Linked DNA regions of Homo sapiens: region 2 is linked to region 1. The links are chromatin loops, found by intact Hi-C in ENCODE. Cell type or tissue: PC-3. All regions are shown on one strand. Each heading gives the region's core, and the rest is flanking DNA. Links, peaks and the distances in the headings are about the cores only.

Region 1 (6,049 bases), core at 639-5,638:
CAAAAAAAGCATTTGATAAAATTCAACATCCCTTCATGATAAAAACTATCAACAAACTAGGTATGGAAGGAACACATCTCAACATGACAAAGGCCATAAATGACAAACCTACAGCTAGAATCATATAGAATAGGAAAAAACTGAAAGTGCCTTTTTTTTTTTGAGAGGAGTCTCGCTCTGTCATCCAGGTTGGGGTGCAATGGCACGATCTCGGCTCACTACAACCTCCGCCTCCCAGTTTCAAGTGATTCTCCTGCCTCAGCCTCCCGAGCAGCTGGGATTACAGGCACCTGCCACCATGCATGGCTAATTTTTGTATTTTTAGTAGAGACATCCTGGCCAGGCTGGTCTTGAACTCCTGACCTCGTGATCCACCTGCCTTGGCCTCTCAAAGTGCTGGGATTACAGGCGTGAAGCACCGTGCCTGGCCTGAAAGTGCTTTCTGTAAGATCTCGAACAAGACAAGGACACTCACTTTCACCACTTTTATTCAACATATTACTGAAAGTCCTAGACAGAGCAATTTGACAAGAGAAAGATATAAAGCATACTCGAACTGGAAAGAAAGAATTGAAATTATCCTTTTTTGCAGATGACATGATCTTATATTTAGGAAAACCTAAAAACTACACAAAAAAACTATTAGAACTGATAAATGAATTCAGTAAAGTTGTAGAATATAAAATCAACATAAACAATTAGTAGCATTTCTATATGCCAACAGTGAACAACCTGAAAAAAAAAACAAGAATGTAATCCCATTTACAATAGTGAAAAATAAAATAAAATATCTAGCAATAAACTTAATCAAAGAAGTAAAAAGTCTCTACAATGAACACTATAAAACACTGATGAAAGAAACTGAAGAGGACATACACACACACACACTAAAAACTGGAAAGAATCCATGTTCATGGATTGAATGAATCAATATTGTTAAAATATCCATACTACTCAAAGCAACCTACAGATTCAATGCAATCCCCATCAAAACACCAATGACATTCTTCACAGAAACATAAAAAATAAACCTAAAATTGATATGGAGTCACAAGATTCCAAGAGTAGTCAAAGCAGATTCCAAGAGTAGTCAAAGCAATCTTGAAAAAAAAAGAATAAAGCTTCAGGCATTATATGACCTGACTTCAAATTATGCTACAAAGCTATGGCAATCAAAACAGCATGGTAACTGGCATAAAACAGATACATATGGAACCACAGGATAGACTAAAAAACAAAACAAAACCAAACACATAGACCAATGGAACAAAATTGAAAACCCAGAAATAAATCCACACATTTACAACCCACTCATTTTTGACATAAGGAACTAAAAAAGGTAAATATTCAATATATGCCAGATGTCTGCTCCATTTTAGCCCTTTAGATACAACAAATACTGTCCTGAACACAAAAGTCACAAAAACTAATTTATCACTTGTCTGTTTAACCCATCCCTCTCTGATCTCTCCTCCTGGCATCCTAATTTTCTGGCTGTGTACTCTGTGTATTTTAGTGGTAAAAGAAGGACAGGGTAGAATGATAAGTCTGAGGAAGTAATCTAAACAGGTTGCAAAAAAAAAAAAAATGAAGAGGACACAAAAACAAAAGCTACACAGTCTCTTAACTTTAGAAGTATCTGATGTTCTGATAACAGCCCTTTTATTACACCCACGGCTTCTCAAGATCTCAACCTGCTGGGATAGCCATTGGGTTTAACAAGAGGAAATGGTAATCCAAACATAAAGGCTATTATATCTCATATTTAATGTGTGAACTGTTAATTATATTGAGGACTGTTAATTATATGGAATCATAACTATACTTAATACATTAAAGTTAAATTAGAATTATGTTTGTATAAAATTTAAGAACACTATGTTGGTATTTTCCTAGCTTCCAGGTGTTTAGAATATTTAACTAAAACCTCTTTGGAGACTAAATGGATTTGAGATTACAATTATAGTAGCTGAATTAAAAGTTACAATTCACTAACAACACTTCCTCTTCAAAGTCAATAATAAATGTAAAAATTCAAGAACCGTTCTGAATTTTGTTTTGATAAGAATTATACCAGAAAAGTATTGCATTTCTATAGTTTAATATGAATAATCAGAATGTAATTAAAATGTAGAACAATATTTTATTACTAAAATGACTAAAATAAAGATAATTATAAAATTACCACATAAAAGGTCTGATTTGGCTTATTCCTTTTTTATAATCTCTTCAGTGCTGCAAAAGCATTTATTTCTAAGATGATGACTACTTCTCTGGCTAATACAACTACTAGGATGTGGTGTTTTGATCCTTTTTGTACAGTTATAACCTTGTAATGTTGAACTCTGTAGTTAGCTAATGATCAGGAAAATAAAATTCAGTAAATAATACCATTGTAATGAGTTGGTTCTTAAGTAAACTTCAATGGATTTTCTCAAAATCCATAAACAAACAACAGTATAACCTAAATGTTAAGTTGGCAGTTATTGCATAAAAGGACAGAGATGTTTCTTATACTATTTTAAAACACAAAGCAGAGTTCAGGAAAGAGTATTAGTGTTTACTGGATGATAGCCACAGTTTAATAGTTTATTAAGCTCTTTTTCAGTTATTATACTCCTGGAATCACAGGTGCTTCCTCTTGGTTTGCAAACTTTATTTGCCATTATAAATGTTGTAATCTCAACAGAGCTGTCAATTACTTAAGTGCTCATTCTTAATTTTCTTGTATAATATGTGCTGCCCAAACATTGTTAAATCCTAACAGAAGCAACTCTAACTTCTAAGATTACAACAAGGCTAAAACTAAAAGTTCGTATGACAAATCAAAGTATCAACAAGTTGAATATTATATAAAAAGTCATTCTCATTGAGACTTCAGACTCAAATTATTTCTGAACATGTAAGTATGATAACTAGTGTTATCTACAGGAAGCAAGTAAATATTTGTGTACTGATTAACCAACTACTGTAGCAAAAGCTTTAGAGACCTCAGACAGTTCTCAGGACACTTTCTAGTTTTTAATGAAGTCAATCATTTACCCGCATTCTTTTTTTTTTAATGTTCTTAAAGTTGTTTTATGGATGTGTATATGTAAGTCCAGGAACATCATTCAAACTATTGAGTGGTGATTAACTTAAGAGCAATCTTAGTGAAAACAGTCTATCATTCAACTCCCTAAAGTCAACTAGTATTTTAAAACTATAATTTTGTACCCTAAAACTTAAAGTATAATAAAAAAAAACAAAGTATAATTTTCCTATGACTTAGCTCTTTCCCTTACCTGCCCGCTCTCTTTGTACTTTCATCATCTCTGGCCTTTGGAAGTAATTTTTCATTGCCAAGATCATTCTATATATTCTTAAGCCTAATCCCTTTATTTCCTCAGCTCAGTACAAAACTGCCCCACTTCCAGTGACACTTCTCTCTGAACCCTCTGTAACTGAGCATGCTCCTTCTCTCACACACTGTTACTTCAGATGCAGGAGAAAAGGACTTGGATTTTCCTGGTTCCCAACTGCTATTTCCAGTCCACTAATACTTCATTAAATAATGCTGTCATTTTTGAAGTTTCTGCTATCTCATTTAGAGCAGTGCTCCTCAAAGTGTGATCCAGGGACAAGCACTACTCCAAAACTGTCTGTTACTGACATGAAGCTAGTACTAGAATTCAGAGTTAGCAATTAAACATTTTATGGTAATCTGACAAGAAATTTTATGGCTGTTAAAGCCAATAATTTAAAAACTATATGTTTGAATTTTGCATATTTTTTTAAATTTCATTTTTTGGCAATTCATTTTTATTATATGTTACAAAAGTAGTAACATATAATAAAACTTTTAAGAAGCTTTGAAAAAAACTTAAAAAATGGTCCCTCACCACAGCTAGTTTGACTGATTTGGATGATTAGCTTCTCATCTGTGACACTGTGAACTACTGACCACCAAGGTTACTTTCCCGTATTTTAATGGAAAATTTTCTGGGCCGGGTGTGGTGGCTTATGCCTGTAATCCCAGCACTTTGAGAGGCTGAGGCGGATGGATTGCCCGAGGTCAGGAGTTCAAGACCAGCCTGGCCAACATGGTGAAACCCCATCTCTACTAAAAATACAAAAAAATTAGCTGGGCATGGTGGTGGGCACCTGTAATCCCAGCTACTCGGGAGGCTGGGGCAGAAGAATTGATTGAACTTGGGGGGTGGAGGTTGCAGTGAGCAGAGATTGCATCATTGCACTCCAGCCTGGGCAACAAGAGCGAAACTCTGTCTCAAAAAAAAAGAAAACAGAAAATTTTCTGCAAAAATTTTAGACAAAAGCAATGGTCACCCAAACAACACTCTAACCTCACATTTAACCCATTTTCCTTTTCTAATGAAATTTACCTTCAAACAATGTCCACGAGTACTGTATCTTGCTCTTAGGTCTCTTTAATCCTTAATTCAAAATTCTTGCTCTTAAATCACAACTTGCTATTCTTCTGCCTTCTTATTAAAAATACTCTTTAAGAAGAGCAAAATAATAGTTTCTTTTAAAAAGGATTATTTTTTGTCTGTGCTAGACCATCTGGTTCACTATTTTGGTAACACTGTCCCAAGCACCTTCAAATTCCTTACACTAGAGACCCTGTCAACTTCAACCCAGGATAAACCCATTATAATGGAAGACAAACATATACTTTCTCCACTTTCACTGTCAGCTAAAGACTGCTTGAATTGGCCAGGCACGATGGCTCACGCCTGTAATCCTGGCACTTTGGAAGGCTGAGGTGGGAGGGTCACTTAAGCCCAATTCGAGACCAGCTTGGGCAACATAAGGAGACTCTGTCTCTACAAAAAAATCAAAAAGTAGCCGGGTGTGGTGGCATGCACCTGTAGTCCTAGCTACTTGGGAAGCTGAGGCAAGAGGATCCCTTGAGCCTAGGAGATTGAGGCTGCAGTGGGCCATGATTGTGCCACAGCACTCAAGCCTGGGCAACAGAGCGAGAACCTGTCTCAAAAAAAAAAAAGACTTTGAATTTTATTATTTCCAACCTCATGTGGGATACTGCATGCTAATCCATTTCATTTTCTTACCTGGATTTCTTCCACACACTGCATAGTTTTACTGACCTCAAGACCCTAAATCCAACCTTCTATCTCCTAGGCTCAACAAATAAAGTACATCCAATAAGAAATAAGGGATTAAGCATAAACTTCTCTGACTTCATCTCTCTTCACTTCTAAATACAGCTATATATTTATTGGTTATTACTCTTGTCTGAGTTCATTTCTCCCTGCCTCCTCTAAGTCTTTGCCAAATCAAGAATTGTCTCTAGCTACACTCATAGTTTTTTTTTCATTTTCTGCTCTTCCTTAGAATTAGTCCTTTATATTAATTACCAAGATTATCTTAAAGATAATTTACATTTCAAGATAAAGCATTCACATGTGAACACTGAGTATTTGTGTTTCACGTGAGTGCTCACCAAAAGGTGACCATAGCAGAGGAGGGCTTTAATAATCAAGTGGACAGGATGATCCATTTTGTGGATACCAGTCAGCCTGTTTCCCCAGACATTCCTATCACTCCTCAATGAGCTCATGAACACAGTAAACATGATAGCAGGCATGGAAGTTCTGCAAGGGCTCGGCAACATGGATTTCCACTCACCAATGTTGACCTGGCTACAGCCACTGCTGAGTCTGCAGTCTGCCAGCAGTACAGACCAGCACTGAGCTCCCAACATGGCACCATTCCCTGAGCAATCTACCAGGGGAATAATGGAAGGGTGACTACACTGGACCATTTCCATTACAGAAAGGATTGTGCTCTCTTCTTATTAGAATAGACACTTCCTCTGGATATGGATCTGCCTTCCCTACACACAATGCTTCTGCCAAAAAAAAACTGTCTGTGAACTTACAGAATGCCTTTATCTACCACCATGGTATCCCACAGAGCATTGCTTCTGATTCAAGAACTCACTTCACAGGGAAGCACACATGAGCAGTGAGCCTGTGCTCAAGGAATTCATTAGTCTTACCATGTCCCCCATCATCCTGAAGCAGCT
Region 2 (6,049 bases), core at 503-5,502, 110 kb before region 1:
TATAAGTTTAATTTTTAATGCTTCAAAAAATAAGCTCTATATTCCCAAGGCTCTCCAGGAAACACAGAATAAAAACTAAATACATGTTAACAATAAAATTCCAGCAATTTTCTCTCAATTGCATAATATAACACAATATGTTCATTAAACCTCCACTTTTGCTTATTCTGTTCTTCCAGGCTAGAATGCCCTCTTCCTCCTCCTCTCTATCAGAATCTTATTGGTTCATATACTTCAATTCTCAAGTATTCCATAAAATCTTGTGAAATTTATTCAAGCTTAGAAGAATCTCTCCCTTCTGTGACTTGCCATGGAAGTGTCCAATTATTTCATTTAACAGCACATAGTAACGTATGTTCATTTTTAGTATATATTTTTTCTCTCCAGTTAATTATAATCTATTTGAAGGTAGCAATTGCATCTTATCCTCTGTTAACTCTATGTTTCACAAAAGTCTTTAGTACACAGTAGGCTCTTAATAAATTCATATACAACTCAAAATAGCTATTTGGTTAATGGTTACTACTAAATATGATTGTTGTTACGTTAGTGATTGTGCTACAGCACAGATAAAACAACAATATTAATACCACAACATACTAATAAACATAAACTGTTATGATTGTATGGATAAAATTGCTGTTAGGCACAGTATTTAGTTTTTGTAGCCTAACATATGATATAATGCTAGAGCTTAAAGGTTCAAAAAAAATCAAAGGGCGTGTATTTATAAATCCAGACATCAACTGTGGTTGTAATTTGTGCAGTTTGGTTGAACACAGACAAAGACTGTTAAACTCCAAAGCAGGTCAGATTCTTTTACTGTGTTAACCTGCCTTTAACATGGTCTCAGTGATGTGTTTTGTGCAATAAACATGTCAAGCATATCCAAATTAGGGAAATAATGCTGAAGTACCAGTTTTGCTTCAGCTGTATTTCTGAGGGAGGCATGAGTAGAGGAAGGGGTCCAGTAGCAAAGTAAAAGGCCCAGCTATCAGGAGGATTAGATAATATTTATGCCACTGTCGATGGCCTTAATGTAACCTAGGGGATGTTAGTTTTCTCTCTGTTTCAGTTTTCTCCTCTCCAAAAAGGGATGATGCCTTACAAGGATGTTGAAGGGATTAAATAAGATAACATATGTATTGAACTCCAAGATATAAGACAGAAGGAATTACAAACGTAGCTTTAAAAATTATATCTGTATTTTCTAGGGTAACAGTTTTAACACAAAACATTGAAGAAAATGTTATACTTTGAATTTGTACTCTTTGGAAAACATGTTTTTCATAGGTTAGGGGACAAGTGATGAAGATTATTAGATTTGAATTTCTCAATATATTTTTGAACACTAAAATGTTGCTGTGTGAATAAACAACTCCTGAAAACAAACTGTTAATCAAAAAGGGCCAAATCTAAGTTCAAGCATGCCATTTTCACAAAATATTTTTTTAAATGCCTCACAAGAAAAAAATCAACCATCTTAACTACAGCGAAAACTTGTTCCTAAAGAAAAATCAAATGATTGCATATTGTGTTCACAAAATATTGCGTTTAATGCCTAAAAAGCTAAAAAAAAGTTATAAATGTATTAACAGAATCTCAAAAAAGAGCTAATGATAACAATAAAAACTCAACATTGGGATTATAATAATAATGGGTTACCTTCATTACATTCCTAAGTGTACCCAAGTACTGTATAAAGCATTGTACATGCATTATTTGATTTGGTTATTCTAAAACAATGATATGAGGCAGGTATAATTACAATTCTTACTTTGCAGGTCAGGAAATTGAGGCTTTGAGAGGTTAATTACCCGTTGATGGTCACTCAGCTGGAAAGGCAGAACCTGCACCATCTGTCTTACTGTGGTGTTAGCTCTGAATTAAAACACTGTATCATACAAAAGAATGAATGGAAAACAAAAGTTTTACAAGTGAAAAGGTGAAGGAAGACCTAATGAAAGTAGATTTAGAAATATATGACGTTTTCTTCATTATTAATTATAATTTAAGTGAACAGTGCGTCCAACTTTCTAGGACAAAATCTCAATTTTCACCTTTTTTCATGTAATATTTTCAAAAATTTTTATTTTTTATAGTTTAGAACAACTAACCAAGCTTGATAGGACAACTAAACTTTCCATGGGTTAAAATAAATGAAAATCTTTATCAGATTAACATTGAATAAAACTAAACTAAAAAGCCAGTCCCTATCCCTAGGCTTTTGAACTTCTTGATTGCTTTACATAGTAACTGAATATTGTTCAGTTGTGATTCAATCAGAACCAGGAAGTTTTAGAAGATATTTTTGGGGAATAACTGGAACTACATTAATAGAATACTGATTGTCATAAAACCCTTTTAAGCCTAAAGAGAACAAGACATACTGTACAACAACATTTAAAGCTTAACAACTAAACAGAATAGTAAATTAAACCTTAATAAATTCATACATTTCATAAACATCTTAGGTTTGGAATAGTCAGTGGGGCATAATATTTTTATACTGAACTGAACTCATAAAATAATGTTTTTGGAATTATGGGGAAAACATTCAGTCAAGTCAATTTTGACCCTTGCAGACTTGTAAATCATTTAAACTTTAGAGAACTAGTTCATGATTTAAGGAATGAAAACTCTAGCTACCTCACATATAATTGAATCTGGAATATTTACACATTTAAATACCTAACTATAGGTAAACATTCATCATTTTGGGATAGGGCCAGGTGGAAGGGCCTCATGGCAAAATAACAATGTTAAGTCCCGGATATCTGACTGTACTGCCAGTGCCACCCAGTCTTAAAAATACTGACGGATCGTCATCATCATCCTCAGTCAATATTTACTAAGCTTTTTATGACAGCAGTGGCATTAGAAAGTTTATAGAAATCAAAACTAGCTTAAAGATCTCAGTTTATTAGATCTTGTACTGTATGTTTAACATTTATTGTTTTTGCAATTAATGAATCAGAATGTTCCTGAACAAAGGTCTTCAATTATTAGCTATTATTTTCATTTGCCAAATATTTTTAACTAGTTTAGATTCAATAAAAATCTTTAATTCATTTACTAATGCATGTGTCATGGAAAGAAAAAGAAAACATCTATAATTAAAATATACTAAATAAACCTAATTAAACTGAGTGAAATTTATTGAAATATGAAGGAATTCTCTCCTCTCCTTATCATTTCTGACTATAGCTGGTGTTCACAGGATTGAATTATTTTAAAAAGGCACCCTCTTCATCTCTAACCAGTCACAGAATCCTGCTTCTGTATCAAGTGGAAGAAGAATGTCAGGTTAATAGTTCTTTTAAAGTTGGTAGTATTTTTTTTAACATCTTATTTTACTTTTAAAAACTGCTTGAATTAGTGCCATGTAAAATACCTTCAAAAACAGTTAAAAATATTTGGCAAACATAAAATGCAAGTGAAGATATCATTTATATGTATATTTTCCATAACACAGGTGAATAAAGTCTACTCTGGAATTTAATTCCCTTATAAATCCTGCCTTTTGTAAAGCACAACACTAATAAAATCTATTTTAAAAAAATTAACCACATTGTCATAAATATACATATACCAAAACATAGATCAGTTTTTCATTATCATTTCTAAGCATTAAGCTTAATTTGTGCAGGTTACCATGCATGAGTCTTTTCAAAACTTACAAAACTCATTGCTATAATATACAAAAGTAATACATGTACATAAAAAATTTTTAAATTCAAACACTTTATTAGGGTATGAAATGAAAGTTAAAATGTCCCCTTCTCTCACTCACCATGGATATAAGAAATCTGACTGCTAGACTCAGTCTCACTTCCCAGGCAACCTGCTGTTAAGTTTCTAATGTATCACAATGTTTAAGCATACACGTATATTTAATACATACTCATTCATTCAAAACACTTATTGAGCATCAGAGACATGCCAAGCACTGATTCAGGTATAAGATTCAGCGGTTAAAAAAAAAAATCCTAAAGGACAATCCACTAATACAGTATAGTGTCATGTAAGCATGTCTATTATGAAAAAAAATAATAATAAAGGAGGGTAACAAATAGAGTGATGTAGTAAGAGGGTACACTATTTTAGATAGTGTGATCTTGTGACATTGAAGCAGGAAGTTGAACAAAGTAAAGGAACAGACTCATGTGACATTCCGGGGGTAGAACACTCCAGGCAGAGAAAACACATGGCAGGGCCCTGGGATGGGAGCACACCTAGAATATTTGAGTTATTAAGGAACCTAGTGTGGCTGGAGTGAACCAAGAGTAGAAACATGTTAAGAAATAAGGTTAGAGAGGTAGCCAGGGGCCAGAGTATATGTATACGTGTACAAACATCCATTTTATAAGTAATATCACAACATACATCTGGGGTCATAAAATTAAATACCTACAGGGTTGAGGAAGATGACTTTAAATTCACAAAGTAGGTGGAATAGAAAGTGTGGTGAAATGGCAAGTGCATGCCCCTTTTAGAGAGGGTAATTTTTACCTGGCCCTAGTCAATTGTTGAAATGCACGTGTGATGGTTAATTTTATGTGTCAACTTGGCTAGGCTACGGTAATGAGATATTTGATCAAACAGCAATCTAGATGTTGCTGTGAAGGTATTTTGTTTTTTTTTTTTTTTTGCTGTGATTAACATGTTTAATCAGTAGACTTTGAGCACAACAGACGGCCTCTATAATTATGAGTAGACCTTATCCAATCAGTGGAAGACAGAGATCCCCTAAGGAAGAAGAAATTCTGCATCTTGAGACTCAAGGCCACAACATCTGCTAAGTACGGTGGCTCACACCTGTAATCCCAACACTGGGAAGTCGAGGCGACAGGATTGCTTGAGCTCAGGAGTTCAAGACTAGCCTGGGCAACATAGTGAGACCTTGCCTCTATTTTTTTTTTAAATTAGTGCTCACCTTGGGTACATATACTAAAATTAGAACCATACAGAGAAGATTAGCATGGCTCCTATGCAAGGATGACAGACAAATTCGTGAAGCATTCCATATTTTTGGGAGAAAATTTTTGCAATCTATCCATCTAACAAAGGGCTAATATCCAGAACCTACAAGGAACTTAAACAAATTTACAAGAAAAAAAACAACCTCATCAAAAAATGAGCGAAGGATATGAACAGACACTTCTCAAAAGAAGACACTTATGTGGCCAACAAACATATGAAAAAAAGCTCATCACCATTGGTCATTAGAGAAATGCAAATCAAAACCACAGTCAGATACCATCTCACGCCAGTTAGAATGGTGATCATTAAAAAGCCAGGAAACAACAGAGGCTGGAGAGGATGTGGAGACATAGGAATGCTTTTACACTGTTGGTGGGAGTGTAAATTAGTTCAACCATTTTGGAAAACAGTGTGGTGATTCCTCTAGGATCTAGAACCAGAAATACCATTTGATCCAGCGATCCCATTACTGGGTATATACCCAAAGGATTATAAATCATTTTATGATAAAGACACATGCACACGTATGTTTATTGCGGCACTATTCACAATAGGAAACACTTGGAACCAACCCAAATGCCCATCAATGATAGACGGGATAAAGAAAATGTAGCACATATACACCATGGACTACTATGCAGCCATAAAGAAGAGTGAGTTCAGGGTCGGGTGCGGTGGCTCATGCCTGTAATCCTGGCACTTTGGGAGGCCGAGGCAGGTGGATCACCTGAGATAAGGAGTTTGAGACCAGCCTGGCCAACATGGTGAAACCCCGTCTCTACTAAAAATACAAAAATTAGCCGGGCATGGTGGCGGGCACCTGTAATCCCAGCTACTTGGGAGGCTGAGGCAGAAGAATCACTTGAACCTGGGAGGCAGAGGTTGCAGTGAGCTGAGATCACGCCACTGCACTCCAGCCTGGGCAACAGATCGAGACTTGGTCTCAAAAAAACAAACAAACAAGAATGAGTTCATGTCCTTTGCAGGGACATTGTTGAAGCTGGAGACCATCATTCTCAGCAAACTAACACAGGAACAGAAAACCAAACACTGCAAGTTCTCACTC

Evidence for each region. Peaks named below come from ENCODE experiments on the same cell type or tissue, not always from the same donor. Only the 100,000 strongest peaks of a DNase experiment are listed, where the experiment ranks them.
Region 2: a loop joins it to region 1, with 7 times the contacts of the local background. A loop is called at or near these places in 1 of 110 quality-filtered maps.

Annotation. Positions count from the first base shown.
Region 1 is chr14:37,326,250-37,332,298 of GRCh38, reverse strand. The region is part of intron 9 of MIPOL1 (mirror-image polydactyly 1); the gene reads right to left. Among named protein-coding and RNA genes, the nearest start is that of MIPOL1, 130 kb to the right of the region's middle. In PC-3, for the core only: no CTCF peak of the experiment used is centred there; no DNase peak of the experiment used is centred there; H3K27ac peaks cover 1,499 bases.
Region 2 is chr14:37,433,453-37,439,501 of GRCh38, reverse strand. All of the region lies in intron 11 of MIPOL1 (mirror-image polydactyly 1), which reads right to left. It also overlaps the pseudogene RNU6-886P. Among named protein-coding and RNA genes, the nearest start is that of FOXA1, 160 kb to the left of the region's middle. In PC-3, for the core only: no CTCF peak of the experiment used is centred there; a DNase peak (open chromatin) is centred at 2,761; H3K4me3 peaks cover 695 bases; H3K27ac peaks cover 2,655 bases.